Regions from separate parts of the Homo sapiens genome. Here region 2 is linked to region 1. A link is a loop called in an ENCODE intact Hi-C map of the cell type or tissue named here. Cell type or tissue: HCT116. All regions are shown on one strand. Each heading gives the region's core, and the rest is flanking DNA. Links, peaks and the distances in the headings are about the cores only. Region 1 overlaps IGFBP7 (insulin like growth factor binding protein 7). Region 2 holds the start of LOC107986283 (a long non-coding RNA gene).

The links. A loop is a pair of places that touch in the nucleus more often than their neighbours do. Peaks named below come from ENCODE experiments on the same cell type or tissue, not always from the same donor. Only the 100,000 strongest peaks of a DNase experiment are listed, where the experiment ranks them.
Region 2: it touches region 1 in a loop (2.3-fold over the local background); 2 of 110 quality-filtered maps call a loop at or near these places.

What each region holds. Positions count from the first base shown.
Region 1 is chr4:57,048,700-57,063,810 of GRCh38, forward strand. The region is part of intron 1 of IGFBP7 (insulin like growth factor binding protein 7); the gene reads right to left. Among named protein-coding and RNA genes, the nearest start is that of IGFBP7-AS1, 54 kb to the right of the region's middle. In HCT116, for the core only: no CTCF peak of the experiment used is centred there; no DNase peak of the experiment used is centred there; H3K27me3 peaks cover 2,527 bases.
Region 2 is chr4:57,125,661-57,140,771 of GRCh38, forward strand. The region is part of intron 1 of IGFBP7-AS1 (IGFBP7 antisense RNA 1); the gene reads left to right. It overlaps LOC107986283 (a long non-coding RNA gene), which reads left to right and starts at 6,680. Exons shown (of 3, transcript XR_001741705.1): 1 at 6,680-7,339; 2 at 14,491-14,576; 3 at 14,699-15,111. In HCT116, for the core only: no CTCF peak of the experiment used is centred there; no DNase peak of the experiment used is centred there; H3K27me3 peaks cover 3,135 bases.

The DNA.
Region 1 (15,111 bases), core at 3,832-11,831:
ATTGAAGAAGTATGTGAACAATTTCCTAGTCCCTTACAGAGCACAAAGCACTCCCCAGCCATGACCTGAGATGTCCTCATGATGTTACTATTTAAAAAAAAGAGACAAAAGCATTCTTGGGGACAGAACACTTGGCTCTGAATCCTTGTCTACAATTTATAGCCAAAAGACCTTGGACAAGCCACTTAACCACTTTTACAAGATGAAGAAACTAGGAAGTGTCTAAGAATATCCTCTTTGGGTTTGGAAGTAAGTGAACCTATCATGAATGTGTCCTAGAGCTGGGACATAGATGTCAAAGATGCTTTGACATTTATGAAGTTCTGAAGTCTCACTGTCTGGGTCTGGAGCTCTCATTCTCTGCAAATCAGTTCAATGCATTTCCTCACCTACCTAAACACGATGTATGTGACTCATAACATGGTTCACTTCCTCAGGGATTAAAAAAATAGAGCTTATAAAGGTATCACCCTTTACCCAGTTAGCCAATTTTTTTTTCATCTGAAAGAGCTGTGTAGAAGATATTAGGAGAAGTCATGTTTGAAAGCTAAATATACTTGAATTAAGCCTGGGAAATGGTCAAAAGTCAAATTACCCCCAATAATCATTTCTGTCCTCCAATATCATATTGTACTATATATTTTTTGCTTCGTTGCTTTCTCATTTGCCCATCATCTCTTCCATTTTTACCAATTCACTCTTCTATGTCATTTCTACCCAAACTCACTGTCTGCTCCCAGCAGTCCTGCTCACCCACCATTACATGTTCATTACCCCTTCCAGCACCTTTGCTTATGCTGATGCCCTTACCTACTTGGAATATCTTCCCTCCTCTTATTTCTTATCACACTTTATTTGACATTCTAAGACTGAAGTTTCATTTCTCTTTGACATTTTTTGCGGCCTGACAGCTTCAGGCTCCCCCTTATTTCTTCTCTAAAATCCTGTTGGTTTCGGTAAGTTCCACAGAGTGTAGTGCATCACTGTTTTCTAATGCTTTCCTTAGCTGGCCTAATTGAGGATGCCAGCATCCTGTCGGAATCAGAACAGAACCAGGAACTACGGAATCAAAAGATCTTCATGTTCATTGGAAGGAGACAGAGCTCAGGCTGTGTGAAGTGGGTATAGGGCAGCAGTAACTTCAGAACAACATAACATGATTAGCCAAACAGAAGTGAAAAGATAGCCACTGTCTTGAAAATGCACCAGTGTACACATGGCCAAAAGCGTACACCTCACCAAAGTGGTGTTATAACTATCTTATTTATCAGCTGGCAGATTATTAATCATGATTTTCTTTAATCTTTCACTTGACTTTCTCTTGCCATAAGCAGTGTTTCTTGGCTACTAACCACTCACCAACCAATTAGTATATGACCAGGAGATGCAAATTAATTTGAATATACATCACTTGAAGCAAATCCCACCGAGATGGGTAGGTCTGCTGGAAGAAAATGATTATCAATTATCCTCACACCAAAATCATGCTGGGTTATACTATTCACATTATGGTTCTCACTGAACATTTATTTTATTTTTATTTAAGTTTTTTTTTTTTTTTTTGAGACAGAGTTTCGCTCTTTCGCTCAGGCAGGAGTGAAGTTGTGCAATCTCGGCTCACTGCAACCTCTGCCCTGTGGGTTCAAGCGATTCTCCTGCCTCATCCTCCTGAGTAGCTGGGATTACAGGCAGCCATCACCATGCCCGGCTGATTTTTGTATTTTTAGTAGAGATGGGGTTTCACCATGTTGGCCAGGCTGGTCTCGAACTCCTGACCTCAGGTGATCCACCTGCCTCAGCCTCCCAAAGAGCTAGGATTAAAGGCATAAGCCACTGCACCTGGCTTTTCAAAAGTTTTTATAGACAGAGTCTTGCTCTGTCACTCAGGCAGGAGTGCAATGGTGCTACGATCATAGCTCACTGCAGACTCCAAACTCCTAGTCTCATGGGTCCTTCTGCCTCAGCCTCCCAAGGAGCTAGGACTACAGGCAAGTGCAACCATGCCCGGCTAATTAAAAAAGAATTTTTTTTTTTTTTTTGTAGAGACAGGGTCTTGCTTTGTTGCCCAGGCTGGTCTCGAACCCTTGGCTTCAAGTGATCCTCCCTCCTCGGCCTCTCAAAGTGCTGGGGTTACAGGCATGAGCCACTGTTCATGGCCTCTTGCTGAGTACATGCTAACATGGCTAAGACATTTGAGTATGGGGACTTCTCCGAGTTATGATAGATTTGCAAACAACACTCACCTTGACTCTTGATGCTGGGTCCTGAAAATAGTGTGTGCATTAATACCAAATAAGGGGAAAATCAGGGTTTAAGAAGGACCTCAGATACCACATATGGAGATAGAGAGTTCAGACAACTTGGCAAAAATCCCTAGATTGAGATGAGATTCTGATAACACATTAAAGGGAACAGGAGCACACAAAAGTACAAAACGGGAAAAGAATAGTAGGAAGGCACTATGGCCAAGATGGGGAAGGGGATGAAACAAGTGGAAGCTTCCTGATATTAAATAAGGGGAAGCAGTAACTGTATGGCTAATTAAAGAGCAGAGCCATCTGCCAAGGCAAGTCATTTAGGGAACTTCCAGAGGCGGGATGATGTAGCAGCTGAACCCTGGTATGGGAATCTAGCACACGGTCTCAGGGGTACTGGCTGAGGACAGCAGGGGAGGAGAAGAAAGTACAACAGCTTAAGCAGCATAGGCCAGATTTAATCTCAGGCTTTTAGTTTAAGGCAAATTCATCTAGTTATGGAAGCTACTGTTAGTCATTTCCACTTTAGTGTGAATGAAGAACCAATAGTTTATAATAATGGGACCCTGCCAAACACTGTTTAGGGCAAAAGTGTGTAAGAACTGCTTCCTCTTCTCTAAATATAATCTGTTGGGGTGGTGTTGGGGAGGCTTAGCGCATTAAGAGTAAGAACAAAATGCTGGGAGGTAATAGACTATAGTGACTTTGGAGCGTGGACTTGGAATCAGGAATTCTGCTCTACCACTCCTGAGTTATGCAACATTGCACAAGTTATTTCACTTCCCCTGCTTTATTCATCTGTGAAATGGAATGATAGTATCCCAGTCATTAGACCATCAAAAGGATCAAACAAGATACAGCCATTAGCACAGTACCTGGCATGGGGTAAACATTCAGTAAGTATGAGCTGTTGCTTTTCATTTCAGAAATTAGACTTTCATCAAGGAAGGTGAAAGACAGGGACCTGCCTGAGGAGAGGCAGGAAAACGCTGGCCTGCCTTGAATAGTGAGCATGCGGGCCAGCTCGGGAAGAGGATTCGTGTGTGGTGTAGGGCACAGCAGAAAGCAGATGAGGTGGGGCCTCACCCTCCAATGTGTCTCTGAAAGTGGGAGTGTCATGATTCAAGTGGCATTTCCCAAGATGATTTTGGAGGTCTCCGCATCAGGATGGGACATGGCGGGGATTAAGGCTCTAACTCAAGGTCGCAGCAATGAGAAGACAGAGAAAAGGGGAAGACTTGGGGGATTATTCAGGAAGAACTAACACTACCCAGTAACTGACTGGATGTAGGAAAGAGAGGCATGATTTAAAGGCTGTGAGCCTCAAAGGTTCCAGGAGGCTGCCGCACCATGAACAGAAGCAGGGGTGTCAGTCTGAGGAAGGTGCTGGATTGAAGAAGGGGAAAGGGTGGACTTGGGTTTAAATTTGCTGAATTTCAGGTATCACCTGGGCCATGAGGAGGCACTGAACCCCAGTGGGGAGACCAGAAGTGCCAAGGCAAGCACTGTCTAGCTGACATTTTAGCCCTGGGAAGGCTATGTGGGGTCCTTTGGGTGGAAGGAAGACAGATTTGGCACTCCCTCTCACTAGTTTCTCCAGAGGGAGTTCCATCAGCTCACTGCTGACCACCTGGCCCGTCCCCACCCCACCCCAGGTAAAGCAGATAAGTGAATAGCACGGCCTTGCTTAGCTTCCAGGCACGTATTTGCAGGGCCAGTCCATCTAAGAGCAGACCATTCAATACAATGCTGCCCTGGTGACCGCGTGCCCAGGTCTTGTGAGTTGAGTTCCTGGCTGATTGCTAGTTACCTCTGGATTAATAAGACACCTCGTTTTGGGTCCAATCTTTGATGCTGAGAATCTTCGTAGGGAGCATGAAGTCTGTTTTTCTCAAGTGGACATAGTACTCAAATATCTCACTACGATGACTGTCAATCTTGTGATATCTCACAATTATCACTGTAATTTTGAATTGACCACAGAACATGCACAGAAAGTTGCTTCTTGCAATGTGTTGGTTGCTTGCAAACAAATCTCTTATTTGATGATGCTTTCTTTTCTATCTTTTTTTTTTTTTTTGAAATGAAGTCTTACTCTGTCGCCCAGGCTGGAGTGCAGTGGTACAATCTCGGCTCACTGCAGCCCCTGCCTCCCAGGTTCAAGCAGTTCTCCTGCCTCAGCCTCCAGAGTAGCTGATACTACAGGCACACACCATCACACCTGGCTAATTTTTGTAATTTTAGCAGTGATGGAGTTTCACCATGTTGATCAGGCTGATCTCGAACTCCTGACCTCAGGTGATCTGCCCGCTTCGGGCTCCCAGGGTGCTGGGATTATAGGCGTGAGCCACCGCACCTGGCCCTTGATGATGTTTTCTTATTCTTGTCCCCTTCCTTGTATGGGTCTAGCATTAAAAAAAAGTGGGGTACTGACAAAGAGTCTGACTCCAGGGTGTGGTTCTTGCCCATGGTGGTTCTGGTACATGTGGTCTGGTGTCATTCTTGAAGGGACCCTGCTACTGCCATGAAGCAAATCCATGAAGGACTTGAAACCATGTTCAGGTGTGCAAGATGGTGAGCTCGCTCTGGTAACCATGTGATAGATGAGGTAACATGGGGCTGTGCCAACAACATTGCCCAGGGATGAGCTAACGTATTCAGCAGAGCTCCCCTAGGAAGCTGGAATACCTACACTATCATCCTAATACCAGACTGGCTGAGGTCCACACAAGTTGAATCAGCAGGCTAGGTTTTGAATTGGTTTGAGGACCTGGAAGAACTGACTTTATAGAGAGTGCTTTCCCGAGACGAAACTCCCTAGTGATGTTAACATAGCCTTGGAAACACATTTTTTCCACATCTCATGGGCCTGTCCTGTCTGGACTATGACTCACCTTAAATACAAGATATTAAATGTTTTTGCTAGCGCTTTCTTATTCTGCAAGCACTGAATTGGGTGGGAAGTTCCCATAGGAAACTTATTGCTAACCACGTGGATGGTCACACCTGATTCTGGGATTCCTAGAAGCCTAGATAGTGAGTTTCCCTAGGAAATTTCTCCTTCTTTTCTTGGGATGAGATCTTGTTACATTGCCCAGGTTGGTCTTGGACTCCCAGGAGTCCAAGCTCAAGCCATCCTCCTGCCTCAGCCTCCTGAGTGGCTGAGACTACAGGTGAGCAACCACCAAGCCTGGCTAGGACACTTCATCTTGGAGTCCCTGCCCACTCTCAGGCCCCTACATACTAACCCAGTGCCTGGTATCCTCAGACATCAGGAAGGGTTTCTTGAACTACCTGTAAGGGAGGCTCACCCATCTTTAAAGCTTAGTCTCTATCCGTAGGCCCTGCGCTGACTAACAAGAATTCTAAGCAATCTGCTTAGAAATAGATGTGCTTGGCTGGGCACGGGGTGGCTCATGCCCGTAATCCCAGCACTTTGGGAGGCCAAGGTGGGCAGATCACGAGGTCAGGAGATCGAGACCATCCTGGCTAACATGGTGAAAACCCGTCTCTACTAAAAATACAAAAAATTAGTCAGGCTAATTTTGGTAGCACGTGCCTGTAGTCCCAGCTACTTGGAAGGCTGAGGCAGAAGAATTGTTTGAACCTGGGAGGCGGAGGTTGCAGTGCACCAAGATCACACCACGGCACTCCAGCCTGGCGACAGAGCGAGGCTCTCTCTCACAAAAAAAAAAAAAAAAAAAAAAAAAAGAAGAAGAAATAGATGTGCCCCTGGGGAAGAGGATGTAAGAGATTCCCAAGTGATCTTCTACTTCAGGAGAGCTGGACTTGCTAAACCTCCTCCTGAAAACATTTTGCGACGCTGAAGGCCAAGGCCTGAACTCCCTGGGAGGATGCTACAATGGGGCCAGTTCTGCTGTTCCCTGTACACTCGGACAACCAAGGAGGACCAGGAGACTTAACACCTTGGGTCTTCAGTAGAAGACTAAAGTTCTTCAGCTCCCTGAGAACCAGACACGTGTTTAGCACCACTCTGCCCAAGGAAAAGATTCACACTTTAGAAATCCCAGCAAATCCTTCAGGCGAGGCTGACGGCACTGGAAAGTGCCTGTGGGGTCCGACAGTGCAGTATAGGGTGACCCTCTTAGACCAGGAGCTACCAAGCAGAGGTTTATTCAGTCTCCAGAAGGCTATGCAGGTTGGAAAAGATTTCATAGCGGGGCATCTGCAGAAATAGGCAGCAGACACGCAGAGCCTCAGCCACCGGGTACTGGCCTCTAGGAAGGATTCTGTCCTGCAGGATCTTATCCAGTGGTTGCCAATCCTGGCTGCACACTGGACTCATCTGGGTGTGTCGAAAAAAATGCCCATTCCTGGGCTGCACTCCTAGTTTCTCACTGGTCTGGGCGTGGAGTCTGGTACAGGTATCTTAAAAAAAACTCCCTAGGTAGAAGTACTCAATTAAAACATTGTTTTTGAGTAGGAGATACTCAGATGATTAGGAAGACAGGAAGGTGGAAAGTTAGAAAGGAGGAGAGGGGGACAGATTAGAAGAAATTATGTTCGTAGGTCTTTTTGGGGAGTGAGAGGCCAAGTACTACTTGGGAGGTGCCAGTATTCACGGAGAATTGAGAAAATCCAGTGGGCTGGTTCTGGGTGAAGGGTACAGACACCTGATAACACCAGCACCGCCACCACTTCAATCACGCGGGGGTGGACAGGGTCATCGCGGTTCTCCTGGACTGCTTTCCATTTTCATAAAATAGGGCAGTCATCTCCCACCTGCACCCTGTCCCTCTTCTGCCCTCCTCATTCCTGCCCTTGACTGTTCTGTATGGAGATGGGGCTCTGTGTCTGGAGTGCATGGGTCTTATCTAAAATCCCTCGAACTTGGGAGCCGCCCTTTGCTCATTTCTGGTCCGATTGCCTCTCTGTTAAGACATTCGGTTTGGCTTTAAGCGGGCAAGGAGGAGGTTGAATAAAGGGATCTCTGTGTGCGAATAGCCCCCTTCAGACTTCCATGGAGCAGAGCGCAGGGCGTGATGGCTGCTTGGCGGGCGTCTGGCGTTTGTACTTGCGTATGTTTTTACCCTCCAGGCCCCGGACTCCCATTGTCACAGCCCAGCCACCGTGACTCCCTGGCAGACAACCCCAGACGTTAGCCAGCCGCGCATAACTGAGCTCCTCCTGCTCTTTCTCAGTGTTTTCCTCTTCTCCAGCTTGGCCCCTCTGGTCATTTTCTGAGCCGTTTTGTGATGTCTAGAGACTGAAAAGCTGTCTGTTATCTATCCCATCCTTTGCTCATGCATTCTTTGCTGAGTGTTCTCAGATTTTCTCTCAGCTTCCTAGCAGGATTTCGTGTTTCTTCTCCCATTTTTGGTATTTTCTCTAGTGTCGTCCCTAAGGCTGAACCTGGAATAGAATGCTCCTCTTACGCTAGTGTAGGGCTAGTTCTTCTCGTGTGTGTGTCTTGGGTACTTAGGATAAGTATTACTGTGTGTTTGAGTTCAGCTACAAGACAATTTTTCTGAGTGCTAAGAGGAATTGAGAAGGTGCTAGATGTGGGTGCAGTAAACAGTCTGGGCCAGGAACAGCCAGACTGTTCAAGTGAGGCTCAAAAGTGCCAAATAGCACTGCTCTGAAATCAGGGAAATGGGGATGTCTCTCTGATCACAGGAGAGGAGGACCTGCCTGGTGAGAACTGGAAGGCTTTGCATAAGGAATTTACCATTTAGCAAGGCAAGTCACCCTTGCTTTTATCAGGCTGGGGGACAGAGGAGTCCATCTGGCTGGGTGTGAGCTGTGAGAAATGGGAACAAGGTGAAGCAAAGCTATGCCAATGCACGTGGGACATGTTACCTCACAGAAGGAGATTGCAGTGGCATGGAAATACTCTTTTCTGCTCTTATTGGCATTTTTCACATCAGAAATCTCTGCATTGGCACTTTGGCTAATTTTAGGCAGTGATTATTTTTCTTTAATTAATGGTGCTTTCTTTTTTTGAGTTTTGTTTTTTATTTCACTTGAATTATTAGTTCCCTAACAGTGCAGGGAGACACAGAAAGGAGTTTTTCATGATTTCTATAGTAGATTTTTTTTTCTTTTTTTGAGACAGGCTCTCACTCTGTTATCCAGGATGGAGTATAGTAGCACGATCATGGCTCACTGCAGCTTCGTCCTTTAGGGCTCAAGAGATCCTCCCAACTCAGCCTTCCAAGTAGCTGGGACTACAGGCACATACCACCATCCCTGGCTAAGTTTTTAAAATTTGTTTTGTAGAGACAGGGTCTCCCTGTGTTGCCCAGGCTGGTCTCGAACTCCTGGGCTCAAGTGATCCCCCTGCCTTGGCCTCCCAAAGCGTTGGGATTACATGTGTGAGCCAGTGCACCCATCCGTAGATTGGGTTTTAAAGGTGAGGACATTATGCCTTTACAAGGACTGGGAGAAACTACATGCAAAGTATCCTAACGGTCACGTGAACCTGGGGCTTATTGTAGAACTTCCAAAGGCATTTCTTCTAGAGCAACCATCAGTTCTGGCCTTGGAGATTTTATTCTTTTGTTTATGTAAATGAAAATAATTTCCTCATAAAACAGGGGATTTCAGATTTGGCGCCTCTTCAGAGCAACCATACATAAAAGTAGGAAACTCATTCTTTAGAGGCACGAGGAAGAAAATGTTCTCAGTACTCCCGAAATTGGCCTTGGAGCTGCTGTTTATGCCTCCCTCATCCTTGCTTTTTGGGTATGTTCTCAGGGAGTCTCTTTAACAACATGTGTGACCCTTTTAGGAAGCTGGGCACTTCAAAGATAATGAATGGATCTCTGAACTTGGCTAAGGCAGCAGACTTCAAGCACTAAGACAATGCTTTTTCACAAACACCAGCTGCTTGTCAACAAAGGGGAAGAGGTAGAAAGTAATCCAGGTTTACCTAGTCCTTGGGAAAGGGTTATGGTCTGAGCCAGTACATCAGCTGAACTGACACTTGAAGAGAAGAAAGCTCAAAGTAAACTCAAATAGAGAAAATAAGAACAAGACTCTTGGGATACATATGACTTTGACCTGTCTCCAAATTTCCACCCCATATCCATGGGAGCTTGGCCTCTGTGGAGAACAGGGAGTCATGGTCTGTGGAACAGAGAGAGAGAAGATTAATCCCATTCACAAAAAAGTCGTGGGTAATTTTTTTTAATCAGCAAGGAGCATTTTAACTTACAAAAAAATAAGGAATAATAATTCCATAAATATTTCATAAGGTTAGCACTAGCTAGCTTTCCTCAATGGCTTGTAATGTGCTCAGAAGATGATTAAAGAACAGATCTTTCTGGAACATACTGATCATCATATGTTAAATCAGGCTGGACAGAAGTTCAATTCCTAATAATTAGGGAACATAAAAAAATGTCAGAGGCATCACGTTACTTGACTTCAGACTATACTATTAGGGCTACAGTAACCAAAACAGCATGGTACTGGTACAAAAACAAACATCTAGATCAATGGAATAGAGAGCCCAGAAATAAGCCTGCACGCCTACAACCATCTGATCTTCAACAAAGCTAACAAAAACAAGCAATGGGGAAAAGACTCCCTATTCAATAAATGGTGCTGGGATAACTGGCTAGCAATATGCAGAAGATTGAGGCTGAACCCCTTCCTTACACCATATGAAAAAATTAACTCAAGATGGATTAAAGATGTAAATGTAAAACCCCAAACTATAAAAGCCCTGGAAGACAACCTAGGCAATACCATTCTGGACATAGGAACAGGTAAATATTTCATGACAAAGACACCAAAAGCAATTGCAACAGAAGCAAAAATTGACAAATGGGACCTAATTAAACTTAAGAGCTTCTGCACAGCAAAAGAAACTATCAACAGGGTATACAGACAACCTACAGAATAGGAGAAAATATTTGCAAACTATGCATCTGACAAAGGTCTAATATCCAGCATCTGTAAGGAACTTAAACAAATTTACAAGAAAAAACCAACCCCATTAAAAAGTGGGCAAAGGACATGAATGGACACTTTTCTAAAGAAGACACACATGTGGCCAATAAGCATATGAAAAAAAGCTCAACATCACTGATCATTAGAGAAATGCAGATCAAAACCACAATGAGATACCATCTTACACCAGTCAGAATTGCTATTATTAAATAGTCAAAAAACAACAGATGCTGGCAAGGTTGCGGAGAAAAGGGAACACTTATACTCTGTTGGTAGGGGTGTAAATTAGCTCAACCATTGTGGAAAGCAGTATGGCGACTCCTCAAAGAGCTAAAAACAGAACTACCATTTGATGCAGCAATTCTATTGCTGGATATATACCCAGAGGGACATAAATCATTCTACCATAAAGACACATGAACAGGAATGTTCATTGCAGCACTATTCACCATAGCAAAGACATGGGATCAACGTAAATGCCCATCAATGACAGATCGAATAAAGAAAATGTGGTACATATACACCATGGAATACTATGCAGCCATAAAAAAGAATGAGATCATGTCTTTTGCAGGAACACGGAGGGAGTTGGAGGCCATTATCCTCAGCAAACTAACACAGGAACAGAAAACCAAATACCACATGTTCTCACTTACAAGCGGGAACTAAATGATGAGAACTCATGAACGCAAAGAGGGGAACAACAGACACTGGGTCTACTTGAGGGTGGAGGGTGGGAGAAGGGAGAGGAGCAGAAAGGGCAACTATTGGGTACTAGGCCTAACACCTGGGTGATAAAATATGCTGTACAACAAACCTCCATGACACGAGTTTACCTATGTAACAAACCTGCACATGTACCCCCAAACCTAAAATAAACTTTTTTTAAAAAAGAATATTTAAAACAAAAAAAAGAAAAATGTCATCTAATCATCATCAACTTTAATATCTATCCCTATATCTAGAGCACTAACTTGTACTACTGCTTCGTTGAATTAATTCCTTAAGGGGAAATTCCTATGGAAAATGGTTTAAAAGGTGAGAAAGGACTACAATAATAACTAACTAAATCACATTTCAGCATTGTATAGCATTAAGCAGGTGAAAACATGGAATGGATTAATTTGTCCCAGTCCATCATGAACTAAGTGATGTGCTGGGTCACATGAGGAATAGAAAGATGTTAGGGTTGGACTCCTGTCCCATAGGGATTTACAATCAGGAAGTGAAGACAACTATACATGCAATTATAAAACAGGCGAAGTGCAACTGGTCCTACGATAGAAATACAAATATAAAAAATAATCTCCTGGGCTGTAATCCCAGAGTTCCCAGACAAATGAGGTCTGGCTGCTTGTTCTCGAGTCCAATAACAAGATGCAGACAGACTGGGAAAGGAGGGAGTTTATTTTTGCAACCAGTTACAGGAAGAAGGTCAGAGTAACTCACCAGATCAACTCAAAGTTACAAGTTTTCCTTTAGCTTATATACACAATTCAAGCTCTATGTCTACTTGTGGGAGTGTTTCTTAATCTAATTTTAACTATGGGTCTGTGGGTAGGAAAGTTTCTTAAGTGGGTCTTGGTGCACGCTTTGATCCCTCAATCAGGTTTGAGGTTGAGGAAGTCCAGGTAAGGTTTTAATAGGTTTGTTTTTGCATTCGAGCTTTCTTACTCAGGCACCAGTTACCCCAGTTCGTTATCCATTGTTTTCTACTTCTGCTTTAATGTTTAACTTATACATTCCTCATTACAGCAAAGGGTTTATGGAGATCCAGCCTGCTACACCAGCACTTTGGGAGGCTGAGGTGGGAGGATCACTTGAGCCCAGGAGTTTGACACCAGCCTGGGAGCCTGGGCAATATAGTGAGACCTCATCTCTAAAAAATAAAATATAAATTAGCCAGGCGTGGTGGTGTGCACCTGTAGTCCCAGCTACTCAAGAGGCTGAGGCAGGAGGATTGCTTGACCCTGGGAGGTCAAGGCTACAGTGAGCTATGATTGCGCCACTGCTCTCCAGCCTGAGTGACGGGGCAAAAAAGTTTTTTTTCCTGTAGTCCCAGCTACTCGAGAGGCTGAGGCAGGAGGATTGCTTAAACCCAGGAGTTTGAGGCTGTAGTGCCTGTGATTGTGCCTGTGAATAGCCACTGGATTGCAGCCTGGGGCAACAGCGAGATTTCGTCTCTGAAAAACAAAAAAAATTCTTACTGAGTAGGTCAGAACTAAATTCATGAAAGAGGAAATGGGCTTTCAGGCAAGGGGATCAGTATGTTCAAGATGTGGGAAAACTGTGTGTCGTTTGCAGGAAAAATAAAAATACAATAGTCCACCCTTATCCCTTCAGGGGATACTTTCTAAAACCCCCAGTGGATGCCTGAAACTGTGGATAGTACCGAACTTTATACAGTATATATTAATAGTATATATTAATACTATGTTTTTTCCAATATTTTCCTATATATACATACCTCTGATAAAATCTGTTTTGTAAATTAGGCACGGTAAGAGATTAACAACAGCAACTAATAGTAAAATAGAACAACTATAACAATAAACCAAATTTATTATTCTTGCGCTTTGGGGCCATTATTAAGTAAAATAAGGGTTTCTTGGAACACAAGCACTGTGATACCATGACAGTCAATCTGACAGCTGAGACAGCTACTGACTGACTAATGAGTGGGTGGTGTTGACAGCGTGGATACCCACACAAAGGAAAAAATTCACATCCCAGCCTGGACAGAGCTGGATGGGGTGAGATTTCATCACGCTACTCAGGACTGTGTGGAATGTAAAACCAGAAAGTGTTTGTTTTTGGAATTTCCCATGTAATATTTTCGGACCAAAACTGACTGCATATAACTGAAACTGGAAAGCAAAACCATGGATGAGGGCGGACTCCTATACTTTACATTAATAATGGGCTTTACACCTCCCAGATAAATTTTATTTTTATTTTTACTTTTTTAAAAATAATGAGATAGGGTCTTGCTACGTTGCCAGGCTGGTCTCAAACTTCTGGGCTCAAGTGATCCTCCTGCCTCGGCCTCCCAAAGTGCTGGGATTACAGCTGTGAACCACAGCACCTAGCCTCACAGCAAGTTTTTATAGCCATTACTTCATTTTGTTTTTCCTAGCAATCTTGTGAGAGAAGCCAGTCATTTTACAGATAAAGAAATTGAGGTTCAGTGGGACTAAGTGTCTTGTGCGAGGTCACACAGACTGGAAATGGGGTGGGCAGGACATGAATTTAGGTTTTCTGAGTCCAAACCCAGGGCCTCCCCGATGCTACCGTGATACCTGTCTACATAATCCGTATGGCTGGAGTGTTGTGTCTCATTTTGCTTTGTTGGAGAGTGAGGTGTTTGCGGAGAAGAAAACAGAATCTTAAGAACTGTAGGCCAAACTAGATTACAGAGGTTTTCAATGTCAAGCCAAGGAGATTAGTTATGTCTACAAGCTACCAAGATAGAAAGAAAAACAAGAAAGTAAAAGCATTAATATATTTTGGAGAAAAGGTCACATATTGCTGGAATCATAAACCGGTGTCATGGCTTTACTATTTGCACCCGGTCTGAAATGTTTCTGAGGTGTTATCTGAGTGGTTCTGGATAAGTAGCTTAGACTTGCAACCCCAAATAGGTGGGAATCATCCTCCTTTTACTGAATTCTGGGTGGATGATAACCCCATCGTGGCCAAATGGCTGAAGTCCTACCCATATCTTAGAATAAAGTGATCTGGGAACCCGAGCCCTTTTTATTGGATTTTAATGTTTTCAATCAGTGTTTAATGTGAAAATCAGTATTTGAAAATATGCTTTGTGTTTCGTCTTGCAAATCATTAAAAAGATGCCATATGCATAGAATTACCTTGTATGGCAGGAATCCTAGGAAAACTTTAAAAGTCAATGTTAACACTTAGTAAACACTCCTGGGTAGAGTCCAGCAATCCTTCTATTAGAGAAAATGTTTTCTCTCTGGGATTTGAAATGTTTTAGATTTACATCTTCCTCTTGAGAAAAACTTTCTAACTACCAGAAAGAAGATAATGGTCCTGAATGAATACATTTACTAAACTGTAAAATCCAGAATAGATAAGATCTGGCTCTGGGTAGCTTTTCCCAGCCTCATTTCTTGCCACATCCCTCCTGAACCCTGAGCTCCAGCCATAATGAACTTGCTGTGGCTCCTCAAGCATGTCTTGCCCTCCCTAGCCCCTAGCCTTTGCACATGCCATTTTTTTCTAGAATATTCCCCCCATTTCCCACCCCTCCGTAGCTTTGCTTGGTTAACTCCTAGATATCCTGTATGTCTCAGATTAGTTTCCTTTTTGTTTGACAAACCTCCTTTGACCTTTCCTCACCTCTCTTCACTCCTGAATCCAACCCCTCCAACTTAGAATGTGGGCCTGGTTCTTACATGACTCTCCCTTATCATAGCATTTTCACAATGCATTGAAATTGCTGCATACCCCATTAGATCGTGGGCTCTGTGCTGCTAAGGACCAGTCAATTGATTCTCTCTAGTTCTTTCCTGTGTTCCAACGCCTGGCGTTGAGCAGGTAATCAGCAAACTGCTGAGTAGTTGAGTGAACCAATGTCACTACCAAAATACACAGTTTAGTATTTTCCTATGAAGGTTTAAATAACAAGAGTTTAGGAACCATTCCAAGAAACTGGCTTTTGTTGTTGCAGATCATTGAAAAGATTTTCAGGGGACTCTGGACTATGCTAGACATAGCTAGCTATGACTACTTTTATTCCACAGTTTGTAGAAGGGCATGGTTTAGCATTTGGAAAAGATTCAAGTGCAGAGATTTTGATTAACTGTGACCTATTTACAAATTGGTCCTCAGCTGTTTGTAGGTACAAACAGGTCAATGTTTGGGTATGCCCTTTTTATGTTTCTGACTCAGCCACTCAACTAGAGCAATAAAATGA
Region 2 (15,111 bases), core at 3,535-11,534, 77 kb after region 1:
TTAAGTCATCATATAATTACCGTGATTAAAATTACCTATCTTCTCTTCTGCAGTGGTTCAGGCAACAATTGTAACATGTTTATCTTACACAAACTTGGATTAAGTCAGGCCAGACTTTGCAAGCTCTTGGCTTCATACCATTTGATATGATTTTTCTCTGCATCCCCACCCAAATTTCATCTCGAGTTGTGATCCTTGGTGTTGGAGGAGGGGCCTTGTGGGAGGTGATTGGATCATGGGAGTGGATTCCCCCGATGCTGTTCTTGTGATAGTGAGTTCTCAAGAGCTGATAGTATAAAAGTATGTGGCACTTACCCTTTTGATCTCTCCTACCACCATGTGAAGGTGTTTGCTTCCTCTTCTGCTATGATTGTAAGTTTCCTGAGGCTCCCAGTCATGCTTCCTGTGAAGCCTGAGGAATTGTGAGTCAATGAAATCTCTTTTCTTTATAAATTACCCAGTCTTAGGTAGTTCTTTATAGCAGTGTGAAAATGGACTAATACACCACTGCACTCTGTTGCCCAGGCTGGAGTGCAGTGGTGCCATCATCACTCACTGCAGCCTTGAACTCCTGGGCTGAGGTGATTCTCCCACATCAGCCTCCCAAGTAGCTGCAGCTATGGGTATGCACCATGATGCCTGGCTAATTTTTAAATTTTTTGTAGAGATGGGGGGGTCTATCTATGTTGCCCAGACTGGTCTTGAACTCCTAGCCTCAAGTGACCTTGGCCTCCCAAAGTGTGAGGATTATGGGTATGAGCTATGGTGCCAGCCCCCATTGTATTTTAGATATCATTTTGGTTTTGGGAGGCAAGAGGGTCAAGTACAGTGATACGGTTTGGCTGTGTCTCCACCCAAATGTCACCTTGAATTGTAATAATCCCCACATGTCAAGGGTGGGGCCAGGTGAAGATCAATGAATCATGGGTGTGGTTTCTCTCATACTGTTCTCATGTTAGTGAATAAGTCTCATGAGATCTGATGGTTTTATAAATGGGAGTTCCCCTGCACAAGCTCTCTTGCCTGCCACCATCTAAGATGCACCTTTGCTTCTCCCTTATCTTCTGCCGTGATTGTGAGGCCTCCTCAGCCATGCTGAACTGTGAATTCATTAAACCTCTTTTCTTCATAAATTACCCAGTCCCAGATATGTCTTTATTAGCAGCATGAGAACAAACTAATACAGTAATTGGTACTGGTAGAGTGGGGTGCTGCTGTAAAGATACCTGAAAATGTGGAAGTGACTTTGATACTGGGTAACAGGCAGAGGTTGGAACAGTTTGGAGGGCTCAGAAGAGGATAGGAAGATGTGGGAAAGTTTTAAACTTCCTAGAGACTTTTGAATGGCTTTGGCCAAAATGCTGATAGTGATATGGACAATGAAGTCCAGGTTGAGGTGGTCTCAGATGGAGATGACAAACTGTTGGGAAATGGAACAAAGGTGACTGTTGCCATGTTTTAACAAAGAGACTGATGGCATTTTGCCCCTGCCCTAGAGATCTGCGGAAATTTGAATTTGAGAGAGATGATTTAGGGTATCTGGCAAATGAAATTTCTAAGCAGCAAAGTGTTCAAGAGGTGACTTGGGTGCTGTTAAAAGCATTCAGCTTTATGTATTCACAAAGATATGGTTTGGAATTGGAACTTATGTTTAAAAGGGAAGAAGAGCAGAAAATGTGCAGCCTAATGATGTGGTAGAAAAGAAAAACCCATTTTCTGAGGAGAAATTCAAGCTGGCTCTAGAAATATACGTAAGTAATGAGGAGCCAAATGTTAACTGCCAAGACAATGGGGAAAATGTCTACAGGGGATGTCAGAGGTCTTCATGGCATCCCCTCCCATCACAGGTCCAGAGGCTAAGGAGGAAAAAATGGTTTCCTGGGCTGGGCCCAGTGCCTTGCTGCTTTGTGCAATCTTGGGACTTGGTGCCCTATGTCCCAGCCAGGGCTAAAAGGGGCCACCGTAAAGGTCAGGCTGCTGCTTTAGAGGGTACAAGCCCCAAGCTTTGGTGGCTCACACGTGGGGTTGGGCCTGTGGGTGCACAGAAGTCAAGAATTGAGGTTTGGGAAATACTGCCTGGATTTCAGAGGATGTATGGAAATACCTGAATGTCCAGGCAGAGGTGTGCTGCAGGGGCAAAGCCCTCATTTAGAACCTCTGCTAGGGCAGTGCAGAAAGGAAATATGGGGTGTGAGCTCCCACACAGAGTCCCCACTGGGGCACTGCCTAGTGGAGCTGTAAGAAGAGGGCCATCATCCTCCAGATCCCAGAATGGTAGATACATTGACAGTTTGCACTGTGTGCCTGAAAAAGCCACAGACACTCAATGCCAGCCTGCGAAAACAGCCAGGAGCGGGGCTGTACCCCTCAAAGCCACAGGGTAGAAGCTGCTCAAGACCATGAGAACCCACCTTTTTCATTGGTGTGACCTGGATCTGAGACATGGAGTTCAAAGGAGATCATTTTGGAGCTTTAAGATTTAACTGCCCTGCTGGATTTTGGACTTGTATGGGGCCTATAGCCCCTTAATTTTGGCAAATTTCTCCCATTTGGAATGGGTGCATTTATCCAACGCCTGTACCCCAATTGTATCTAGGAAGTAACTTACTTGCTTTTGATTTTACAGGCTCCTAGGCGGAAGGGACTTGCCTTATCTCAGATGAGACTGTGGACTTTTGAGTTAATGCTGAAATGAGTTAAGACTTTGGGGAACTGCTGGGAAGGCATGATTGGTTTTGAAATGTGAGGACATGAGATTTTGGAGGGGCCAGGGGTGGAATGATGTGGTTTGGCTCTGTGTCCCCCCCAAAATCTTACCTTGAATTGTCAAGAGAAGGGCCAGGTGGAGATAATTGAATCATGGGGGTGGTTTCCCTCATACTGTTCTCATGGTAGTGAATACGTTTCATGAGATCTGATGGTTTTATAAATGGGAGTTCCCTTGCACAAGCTCTCTTGCCTGCTACCATGTAAGATGTGCCTTTGCTTCTCCTTTGTCTTCTGCCATGATTGTGAGGCCTCCCCAGACATGCTGAACTGTGGGTCCAATAAACCTCTTTCCTTTATAAATTACCATGTCTTGGGTATGTCTTTATTAGCAGCATGAGAACAGACTAATACACACAGTGAGAAAGTCAAGAAGCATTTCTTTAATGGACTTTGAAAACTAGATACTATGATTTTGCCAATAAGCAGGAAAGACATTTTTCTTTCTTTTTGATTTTGTGCATGATGGTTGTTTTCCATATACAAAATGTAGTATATGCCTGTCTCACATTCATGTCATATTCGCATAGTGACTTTGCCACCCATAGCTTTCTATAGGTGCAGTATTTGTATTCAAGAACAGTTACTGACTTCCACATCAATTGCTTTGTAGCGGAATAGCTGCCTCCTGGTCTATAGTGGCTGACATGAATTCACTTTTTAAGGGGGCTATTGCCTCAATAAAAAGTTAGAATCTGGAGATGTTGATTTGCAGAGGAGTGTACACACCTGGCCTGCCAAACAACTTTCATCATATGAATAGGCTGAGGTGGCTTACACAAAAACAAAAAAAAAGGACCTCTTTTTCTTAAAGCACTAATATTTTGTTGTGTAGGCAACATTGCCTTACATGTTTAAAACATATTGTTTTTGGGAGGAATTAATAATATGTATTATTGGGTTGTTGGGAGGAATTAATAATATGTATACATAATTTTATTGAGGGTTTATTATGTACCTGGAATTTTGCACATGTTTTCTCTAATCTTTACAATAATCATATGCAGTAGGAATTACTGGCACTTTACTTGCACAGAAAGGAAGCCTTAACTGACTTGTGGAAGATGGCAAAGGTGGTAAAGAGGAGTTGGGATTCCTGCTTAGGCCTCTTTGGAAGCAAAGCTCTTGTCTGTCTTTCTCTTATGATACTTTCTGTTTTTTTAGGAGACAGGGTCTTGCTCTGTTGTCCAGGCTGGAGTGTAGTGGCACAATCATAGCTCACAGTATCCTTGAATTCCTGGGCTCAAGCAATCCTCCTGTTTCAGCCTCTTGTGTAGCTAGGACCACAGGTGTGTGCCACTCACCTGATGGGGTCTTGCTACGTTGCCCAGGCTGGTCTCAAACTCCTAGCCTCAAGTGATCCTCCTGCTTCTGACTCCCAAAATGCTGGGATTACAGGTGTGAGCCATCATACCCAGACAGATATGTTTTGATATAGCTCCAGGCCAGTGGTTCTCAAAGCCTGGGCCCCACCCTGGAGTAATTTATTTACAATATCTAGGGCAGGATCTGGGTGTGTAGATATATTTATAGATTTTATTTTTTAGAGCAGTTTTAAGTTCTCAGCAAGATTGAGCAGCAAGTACAGAGAGTACTTATATACCCTCTTCCCCACACAGGCATTAGCCTCCTCTGCATTTATAGAAAGCTATGAGTGGCAAAGGCACTATGATGATGGCAATATGACATGAATGTGGGCCAGGCATATATTATATTTTTCATCCCCCAGCAAAGTGGTACATTTGTTAGAATTGATGAACCTCCATCGACACATCATTATCACTCAGAATCCATAGTTTACATTAGGGTCCACTCTTGGTGTTTTATATTCTATGGGCTTGGGAAAATATATAATGACATGTATGCACCATTATAGTATCATACAAACTCTTTCCACTGCCCTAAAAATGCCCTGTGCCTGCTTATTTATCTTTCCTTCCCCACTAACCCCTGGCAACTGCTAATCCGTTTTGCTGTCTCCATAGTTTTTCCTTTTCCTGAATATTACAGAGTTGGAATCACAGCACATGTACCTTTACAGGTTGGCTTCTTTCACTTAGCAGTATGCATTTAAGGTTTCTCTCAGGATGTGGAGAGTTTTAAAAAGCACCCCAGGGAATGTTAACATGCAGCCAGTTTTGTGAACCACTGGTCTCAGGGGTGAAATCTAGAAACAGCCAGCATTTAGGTAAAGACTGGGCTTCTCCTTGCCGCTAAGAGGGCAAAGTTGATCTTCATCGCCCTTGCTGTGTTTCCCCATGTTGCTGAGCTGCCCAGTGGCCTTCAGCAGGAAGTCATACCCTCGCTAGGAACACAGCTCGTCATGGCCTCTTGTACCTGGAATGGGTGTCAGATTCTGGCCCCATTCTTGTAAATAAATCTCTGGGTTATCCCTGCTAAGGATCTTTGGGTGGCATTTTATTATCTGATTCTTACCTTTCTCTTGCAAAGAAGCCTGGAGCAAGTCCTTAGCAGAGGTTGAACCAAGGTGTTTCCGACTTTGGGAAAAGGAGTGGTTAATTTAGAATGACAGGATCTGGGAATGAGATGAAATCTGAGTTGAATTCTGAAATAAGGCTATAACATCTATAGCATGACAGTGGGGTAGGGCTGTTTGGGATGAGGCTTTCTGGAAAGGAGGGAACAGTTTGAGACAAGATCTGAAGCAGGGAAGACAGGGTGACTTAACAAAAATGTGAGTGCCTATCAGAGCCAGGGGTTTTGAGTAGCCCACAGGAATGGGGTAGTGATGTGTTGTACATGCACTTGCGGGAGATAACTCTGCAAAGGCTGATGAGTCCTCTCTGAGGCATGTTTTAGTGTCTTCTTCACCTGTAGATCCCTGGAGACTCACCACCTCTCATAACCTTTGGAAAGGGTAGCTTCTGACTCTTCTTCCTTGACATGGCAGATTGGACCAAGGCTGAATGCTAGAACTAGTTTTCAGTTTAGTTTTAGCATTCAGCCTTGGTTCAATTTCTGTATTTGTTGGTTCAGATGCCCAGGGGAGATCATCTAGCTGGCAAGAGAACCAATCAGATGGTCTCATGTGAGCATTTGAACCAACAAATATAGAAATTTCATAGTAGAGGGCCCTGATTGTGAACCATCATGCATTTAATAAGTGCTGATTATCTGCCTCATGCTGTTCTAGGGCCTATTGATACAGGGATGTACAAGGCAAAGTCCTTCTTTCACAGACATTAGGTTTAAATGGGAAAATGCACAAGTAAATAAATAAGAAAATGTCAGGTCATAACAAAGGCAATGGATGAAACAGGGTCCTTTGACCGAGTGTAATCAGGAGAAACAGATGTCATCAAATGGTGGGCTTGGGGGGAGATCAGAGAAGACCCTTGAAAGAATGTGACAGGGATTAATAGATATGGAGTCCAAGGCAAAAATTAGGAAAAGAGTTGACTAGAGCATGTGTGTCTCATGACAGAACTAGAGTTGGGGGGAGCTTTGTGGTCCCTCGAGATTTAGGGAGCCACAGGTGATTCCTGGTTAATTTTTGGTTCCTTTGAGCCATTTCCTCCCTTGCATTCTTTTAATAACATCTCTACACACACACACATACACACATACACACACACACACGCACCTACACACACCCTCTCCTGAGCTCGCTTAAGTGGATCTTGCATCTTGCATGCCAAAGTGCTTAAAAACAGGGATAAATTGAGGAAGATTCTGAATGGTAGTCTGTGGTTTTGGACTTTGTTCTGTCTCAGAAAGGGCTTTTGAGCGCTATAGAGTGTCTTTATGCAGTGGTGTCAGGGAGAACACATTCCTTTTTCGAGGATGGAAAGCTACTGATTGTACTGAAGCTCGCATTCCTCTGCCAACTGCTGGAACAGGAAAAACAACCATCATCCTGACTGCCAGCAGTCTGGCCAGACACCACCTGTTCTCAGTGCCTGTGTGGGGTGTTTAGCTTAGCTAGGCAGCTCCAACAGCACCTGGAATGCAAAAACATCCTGAATTTCTCCAAACACCACAGCAGGACTGTTTAAACAGCAAGACATTCAGGAAATAGTCATTATCTCCACACCTCCTGCATTCAATAGGGTGGATTGTTGGATGAGCTTCAGAGGGCAGCTCCAGTGAGTGCCAAGTCCTCCCGGACCAGATCTCCCATCCACATGCATGTGCCACCTGTGGGCCAATGGGTCTGGGCTTCTCAGGTTATTGGAGAGGAAGTTGGGCTTGATTCTGTCTCCCTGTGTGGAGTCCTTTCTGTATACCAAATGAACTGTCAGCATCAGCACAAAAAATGGGTGCAGACTTGTGCAGGGAAGAGGAAGACTGCTGCTGTTGCACATATTTTCTATAGGGAGCATTTTGGACTATTATTAGGGGGAAAAGGTGGAGGTGGGTGGGCGAGTCTCATCTGTCTCATTTGCCTTGGGATAGAGAAAGGATGTACTGGTAGTCATCAGCCAGTGTCTTCCTTCCCTTCATTTGCCCCATTTTTTTCCCCATATTTGGCAGGAGTCCAAAGCAAACCATTGATGATCAAGCACTGGATGACAGCAGTTTGGTCTGGTTAATATTCTCATCAAGGAATGAGGTTGGTAATTAACAACTATATGAGACTTCCAAAATACTTTCATTTTACAACTGCCTATTGTAACCCTCTAGTGTACCCTGATGTGCATACCTGTTCTTTTGCGGTTTTAAAACTTTACTGAAAAGCCAAACACTTTATTCAAGTGAATTTTACAGATCTGGATTAGGAAGCAGATCAACTGAGCTTCTTCCTAGGAAGAAGCTAAAAGATGCTGGAATAAATCAGAAATATGGCACTTTTAAAACTCAGGTTTCCACCTACTATTATTTTAAAAAGCATCAAAATGTATATCATTTTTGGTCCTAATGAAGTAGAGCCCCTTATGTGAAAATAAAAACAAAAGCAAAACACTCTTCGATGGTGGGGGCCAATTTGGTCTGAATGTTTTGATGACTCCAGCATGCCTGCAGTTCATTTGGCCCCAACCAGTCCCAGCAAGGTAGCTGACAGAGGCCTGAAGTTGGCAGTTGCAGTCAGCTGAAATTCTGAAACCCAGCAACACATCACTTAGTCCCACTTACTGAGAAAAAATGATTTACTCTATCATATGCACTGTAATCCCTTAATGCCTCCCAAAATGTATCTGGTTTGGAAAATCTCACACAACCTGGATAATAACACATATTTCAGAAAAGAGAATGTTTTGTTAACAAGAAAGGCAAAACAAAACACAGTAAAATCACCCTGAAAAAGCCATGTAAGCTGCTTCTATTCCTAGTGACTCTGAGGGACTTGGTATAACGGAACAGTGCTTTGTAGCTAGGAAAAATGGAAAATCAGTGAAATGGAAGACAATTGCAAATAAGTCAAAATATTATGTTAATGATAAGTGTATGTAATTGTCTCTTGTTCTGAACATAAAGGAGAAGGTATATATTTTTTTTCAAGTGAAGTTAGTTGGTTTCTCCCTACTCTCACTAAAAATGTGTTGAGTCAATATTTGAAGAATTGGCACAAACCATTAGCCAGCCCAGAGAACCCATGTGCCTCAGTGAGTCTGATAAGGTGGTATCCCAATATACGTCAAATAAGAGTAAGGCCTCTCTGACTGAAGAGGAAGGCTGGAGACCCACAGCTTCGCCCCTTGCTAGCTGCTTTTGAGTATCTTCTGTGAAGCAACTTGCAAACCATGGCTCTACTGGATCATTGTTTGATGACTCCTAATCTTTATTTCTTTTTCTGTCTTCACCAGTCTACTCTCACTCCATTTTTGTCTTTTCTACCACCCCTAAGCTGGTGTTTTCCAAAGCTAGTGCTCACAGCAGTGCTGGTCCCTGATGAAGTTCACACTACTATCTGAAGAGTGGTGGAAGAAAGGCACAATTTAGTGAGTTTTTGCAAAGCCAAATTGTTCTATTTAAGACTTTTTTTTCATTATGAGATAATATCTGCTTATTTTTTGGTTGTTAAAATGTTCTTTTTTAATGAAATGATGAGAATAGCAGATTTTTAAAAATTCTTTTTTTTGGGCAAAATAGAAAATTACTAGCCCTATATTAGTCCCCAGGTTTTTTTTTTTTAATTAAAATCACACTTTTTGGGTAAAATTCCAAAATCTAGGCATCATTATTTTAAGGTACATTTAAAAAATTTAATGGATACATAATATTTTACATATTTATGGGGTGATATTTTGTTACATGCATAGAAAGTGTAATGATAAGTCTGGGTATTTGGTGTATCCATCACCTTGAATATTTATCATTTCTTTTTTTTTTTTTTTTTTTTTTTGAGATGGAGGCTGGAGTGCAGTGGCATGATCTCAGCTCACTGCAACCTCCACCTCCTGGGTTCAAGTGATTCTTGTGCCTCAGCCTCCCAAGTAGCTGGGATTACAGGCGTGTGCCACCATACTCAGCTAATTTTTGTATTTTTAGTAGAGATGGGATTTTACCTGTTTGCCAGGCTGGTCTTGAACTCCTGGCTTCAAGTGATCTGACCGACTTGGACTCCCAAAGTGCTGGGACTATAGGCGTGAGCCACTGTGCCTGACCAGTATTTATCATTTCTGTGTGTTGGTAATATTTCAAGTTATCTCTTCCAGCTATTTTGAAATATACACCTTGTTGCTAACTATAGTCACTCCACTTTGCTATCAAATATTATAACTTTTAACTTCTATAGAACTGTAAGTTTGTACCCATTAACTAAACTCTCTTTATCCCTCCTCACCCCCACATAACCTTCTCAGTCTCTGGTACCTATTATTCTACTCTCTACTTCCATGAGATCAACTTTTTTTAGCTCCCAGGTATGAGTGAGAACGTGTGATATTTGTCTTTCTGTGCCTGGCTTATTCCATTTAACATAATGACCTCCAGTTCCATCCAAGTTGCTGCAAATGACATGATTTCATTCTTTTTATGGCTGAATGGAACTCCATCGCGAATATACCACGTTTTCTTTTCTTTCTTTTTTTTTTTTTTTTTTTTTGAGACGGAGTCTCGCTCTGTCGCCCAGGCCGGACTGCGGACTGCAGTGGCGCAATCTCGGCTCACTGCAAGCTCCGCTTCCCGGGTTCACGCCATTCTCCTGCCTCAGCCTCCCGAGTAGCTGGGACTACAGGCGCCCGCCACCGTGCCCGGCTAATTTTTTGTATTTTTAGTAGAGACGGGGTTTCACCTTGTTAGCCAGGATGGTCTCGATCTCCTGACCTCATGATCCACCCGCCTCGGCCTCCCAAAGTGCTGGGATTACAGGCGTGAGCCACCGCGCCCGGCCATATACCACGTTTTCTTTCTTTAGTTTAAAAATGAAAGCAAATTTGTTAAGAAAGTAAAGAAATAAAAGAATGGCTACCCCATACGCAGAGCAGTAGCATGGGCTGCTAGACTGAGTATACTTGTAGTTATTTCTTGATTGCATGCTAAACAAGGGGTGGATTATTCACCAGTTTTTAAGGAAAGGGGTGGAGATTTCCTGGAATGAGGGTTCCTCCATTTTTTTAAAGACTATATAGGGTAACTTCTGGACGTTGCTATTGCATTTGTAAACTGTCATGGCGCTGGTGGGAGTGCCTTTTAGCATTGCTAACGCATTCATAATAAGCATATAATGGCTGGGTGTGGTGGCTCATACCTGTAATTCCAGCACGTTGGGAGGCCCAGGCAGGTAGATTGCTTGAGGCCAGGAGTTCGATACCAGCCTGGCCAACATGGAGAAACCCTGTCTCTATTAAAAATACAAAAAATTAGCCAAACATGTGGTGTGCACCTGGATTCCCAACTACTTGGCTGAGGCACGAGAATTGCTTGAACCCAGGAGGTGGAGGCTGCAGTGAGCTGAGATCATGCCACTGCACTCCAGCCTGGGCAACACAGTGAGACTCTGTCTCAAAAGAAAAAATAGCATATAATGAGCAGTGAGAATGGCTAGAGGTCACTTTCATTGCCATCTTGGTTTTGGTGGGTTTTAGCCAGCTTCTTTACCACATCCTATTTTATCAGCAGGGTTTTTGTAAGCTGTATCCTGTGATACCAGTCCTGTCCACCTCTTATTTCATCTGTGACTAAGAATGCCTAACCTCCTAGGAATGCAGCAGCTCTTAGCCTTTTTTATCCAGCCCCTATTCAAGATGGAGTCACTGCCTCTGACATATTTCCCCCCTTCCTTTTACAAGGGAACCCTCAATCCTAAGGGTTGTAGAGGGATGAAAACTCATCTTCTGTAACTTCTTCAGGCTAAATAGGGGCAATGATAATCCTGCCTAACTATTAGGGTATTTGTATCTAGGACAGAGAAGAACTCAATCAGAAAGTGTCAATATGCTGAGGGTCATTCATAACTCTGAGTTCCAACAAAAGGTGATATCTGGAAGATTAATAAGTGTTCAATTTAAGAAAATGTTGAGTAAGCTTATCCTACATTCCTACAAAGGGTACAACAGCAATATATGCCACAACAGCAAAGCAAAATAAGTAAAATTATCCCAAGTAAACTAAATAGCTTTCCATGAACTGGGCAATTGTGGGAACCAAGCTGATATGGAGTTGCTAGCTGGTTCCAGTGTGTGCCAGAATTAGAATACTGATCTAGATTTTTACATTACCCATCCCTTTTGTTTCTTCTGAGCTGCAGCCAGAGATCACTGGTTGATTCACAGGAATAATCAGGGTTAGTCTAAATTGCAGGAAAAAACTTAAAAACAACTGATGAGATTAGAATCTAATAACAAGTGTACCATGGTTTTTGAAACATACTTTTTCTCTTCCCAGTTCTCATTTTGATTAAAAACAAATCATGATAGCACTGAATTGTTTGCAAAATAAGCTTTAGTCTTAGACTTGGCCTGATTATTTATATAAAGTGTAGGAAGAATAACTATTTTTCACATAGACTTTTTAAGTTGGCCCTGATGGAACTCTGTTCCATAAGGAATCTCAGATAAGCCTTTTTTTTTTTTTAAAGCCTTGAGCCCAGCCATGGCTTTGTGCCATTAAATACCTATATGAGTTGGGTACATTCCTCTCTCTTGAGGTCTCCAGACAACTTGGGGCTCCTAAGTCTGTCAGGAAGTGACATTCTTTACTTACCACAGGTCAGGAACTCTGTACAGGGACTGTGTAGACAAAGAATGAGACCAGTTTTCTCAAGGGGCTTTTATTGGCTCTATAAGTCAACTTTGATTCTTTAAACAAGTCTGTCTGTACCTGAAAGCATACCATTCCAGTAAAAGCCTTAATAAAATAATCAGCATTTCCAATTGTGTCCTGTTACAAAAGAAAACAGATCATTATTACACCTATGCAAATAACGATATTGCTATAAATTAAGAATACTTACAAATAGGCCAGGCATGGTGGCTCATACCTATAATCCCAGCATTTTGGGAGGCTGAGGTGGGCAGATCACTTGAGATCAGGAGTTCGAGACCAGGCTGGCTAACATGGCTAAAAATACAAAAATTAGCCTGGTGTGGTGGCGGGCACCTGTAATTCCAGCTACTTGGGAGGCTGAGGCAAGAGAATGGCTTGAACCTGGGAGGTGGAGATTGCAGTGAGCCAAGATCATGCCACTGCACTCCAGCCTGGGTGGCAGAGCAAGACTCTGTCTCAAGAAACTAAAAAAAAAAAAAAAAAAAGGAATACTTTACAAATAGTTTCCAGATTCTGGAGAAATCAGGTAGAGAGAAACAAATACGCTTCCAATTTTGTTTATAGAAGTATACTTTACTCAATTGTTAAAAGCTGTAAATAGCTCAAAAGAAAACTTTTCTTCTCTCTGAAAACAAAACAAAGAATCAGTAACATTTTAAGCAAAAAATTATAAAGGGATTATTTCAGTCTTCTATTAGTTAAGTTCATGCAGTTAACCTCCGTTCTGCTTGATATTCATGAACATTTCAGCTTTCCATGAGAGTCCTGAAAGATTTTTCTCTATTCTAATGTCACAATCTCCAAAGTTATCAGAAACCTGCATTCAAGAGCACCTGTCAGAGTCCCATAGCTGATTATAAAACTGCCTTTTAAAGAGGATCAAAACAAGATAACAATTGTCTGTGGATGACAAAGTCTTAGGGCAGCCACTATTAAAGCCACAATTGACTAGAAATTTTGGTTACTTCTTTGGCATACAACAACTTTACATAACAATTATAATTGTAAATAATGTACACTAAGTCAGAATTATAGGAGTTTCCCATAATTTTGGAATATATACCAATAGCATATTTAATGAATACAGACCAAAGAAAGCCAAACACCATTTTATATTTGACAATGCTTCTTTTATGATTTTATACCAAATAAACCAAAAATAGTAAGTCATTTTTGGACTTTAGGGGACTTAATATCTAAAAGATTATTTATTTGGTCAGAAAAAGACATAATTTACAATATGATTTTGGAAAGTTTGTCAAATATCAAAGGTTTAGAAGACTTGGTACTATAAAATAGAATTTCAGGTCACTGTAAGTCATTCATTTAGCCAAAATGATAACTCAACAATTTTAAAAAGGCAATAACCTTTACTCATTATTAGAGAAAAGACTTAGCTTTCCAAACAATCTCTTTTCTTTCCTTTCTTTTTCCTATAGTTTATTTAAAAGGCAAATAAAATCTTTTATTATTTTTAATATTACATGAAAATTTTGTTCAAGAGAAAAAGGGGGATGTTTCCATACCTTCCAGGTGGCCAAGAGCACGTGTCTCTGATCTAAAAGTGCAAAGAGCTGAGTATTCCCCCATAACTGCTATTAATATCAGCCATCTTCAAAAGTATATTTCCTACCTACTTATTACACACCAAAACTCTCTCATAATATGAAGTAATTCCTGATACTCTCCAAAGCTGAAGACGTCAGATAATGCAATGCAAAACAGAACAGAGCCTTAGATTTTGAGAGGGATCTATCCACTTTCAATTCCTGGGGTTTCATGAGGAAAATGGTGTTTTCCTCCCCGGCAGAGTCTGTGGTGCCTCTTCTGTTTTTCCCAAGGAGTTTCAGGCTGTTAGAAATTATCTTTGGATAATTTCTCTCATGTGTGCATCAACAGTGGCAAGAAGACAAAATGGAGAAAAACAATTAAGTCAGCTGAGAAGAGAAAAACTTTTTCTTCAGAAAAATAAGATCCAGTAAGAGAAAAAAACATAAAGGCCTTTAAAATATATGTATAGCATGTATATTGCTTTTAATTTAGCTGACTTTTAACCAAATATCTTATTACCAAAGTCTATCCAGAATAAACAGCAAGTATTTCTGGCTTTTGAACTTTACCAAAGGTAACCTCCCAGGTGCTCAGAGAAAGGAAAACCCAAGACAGGAAGTCAGAAGTTGTATATGGAGGGGAAGAGGATCAGTAAATGGCAAAGGTCACACAAATATCAACCAGAAAGTTCTCATTCCTAGGCTGAAAATGGAACCTGGGCTGCCATTGTGAAAAGACAAAGCCTTAGCTCCTAAGCTACAACATTGGGCAGTTTCCTCTGCCCTGCCCAGAAGGACTCTAGAGGCAGCCAATTTTGAGCCTGCAAAGGCTTTTAACTGCTCAAGAGAATTTTTAGAGCTATGACATGAATTCCAAAATTCCTGTCTCTGAATTTTGGCAGAGACCAAGAGCAAGTACTGCCATGTGGTTATGAGGACAAGCTCCTAAGGACATAAGACAAGATGAGAGGGAAATATCATCTAATTTTTTGTTTGTTTGTTTCAGGGAAGCAAAATTTGGTAACTGACCAGTTTGCTGGGATGGCTTGGACAGTGGACTTATGGGATCCTAGGCCTGTGTTCTATCCTAAGGTACCCCTCCTTATGACAGAATGATACAGAAAGACAAATTCATAGCATAAAGTCCACCGGATTTGTTACAGTCTAACACTAGACTCACAGATTATTTTTTCCCATTGTTCAAAACGTTGCAGAGGAGGTGAACAGTGATTTCTTTACCATTCACCCAACCAGTTTGCACAGAGAGCGAGGCCAGAAACCTGACTGGTAAGAAATTCTTACCCTTTTGCTGGCATGCTAGATTTCTGGGTTCCCTTTTCCTCAGCACCTGTAGTGACCCTTTTTGCCACATTATAGTCCTGGGTGCCAAGCCGCAACACAAAGGAAAATCATCTTTTTCTGTTTCATAGAACCATAGGCAAAAGCCTATCAAGTTTGCAAGATGCCACCCAAGGGGTTGCATGGGTTAACCAAATTCACATTTCCCATTCTGGCCAGAGCAAAATACATGTGACAAAACACAGACATTAGCCACCCTGTTTAGCACCCAATATTGAACTGGTGAGGCTCAAACTTGCCCCGAGTTGGGCCCTGTTATCTTTAATCC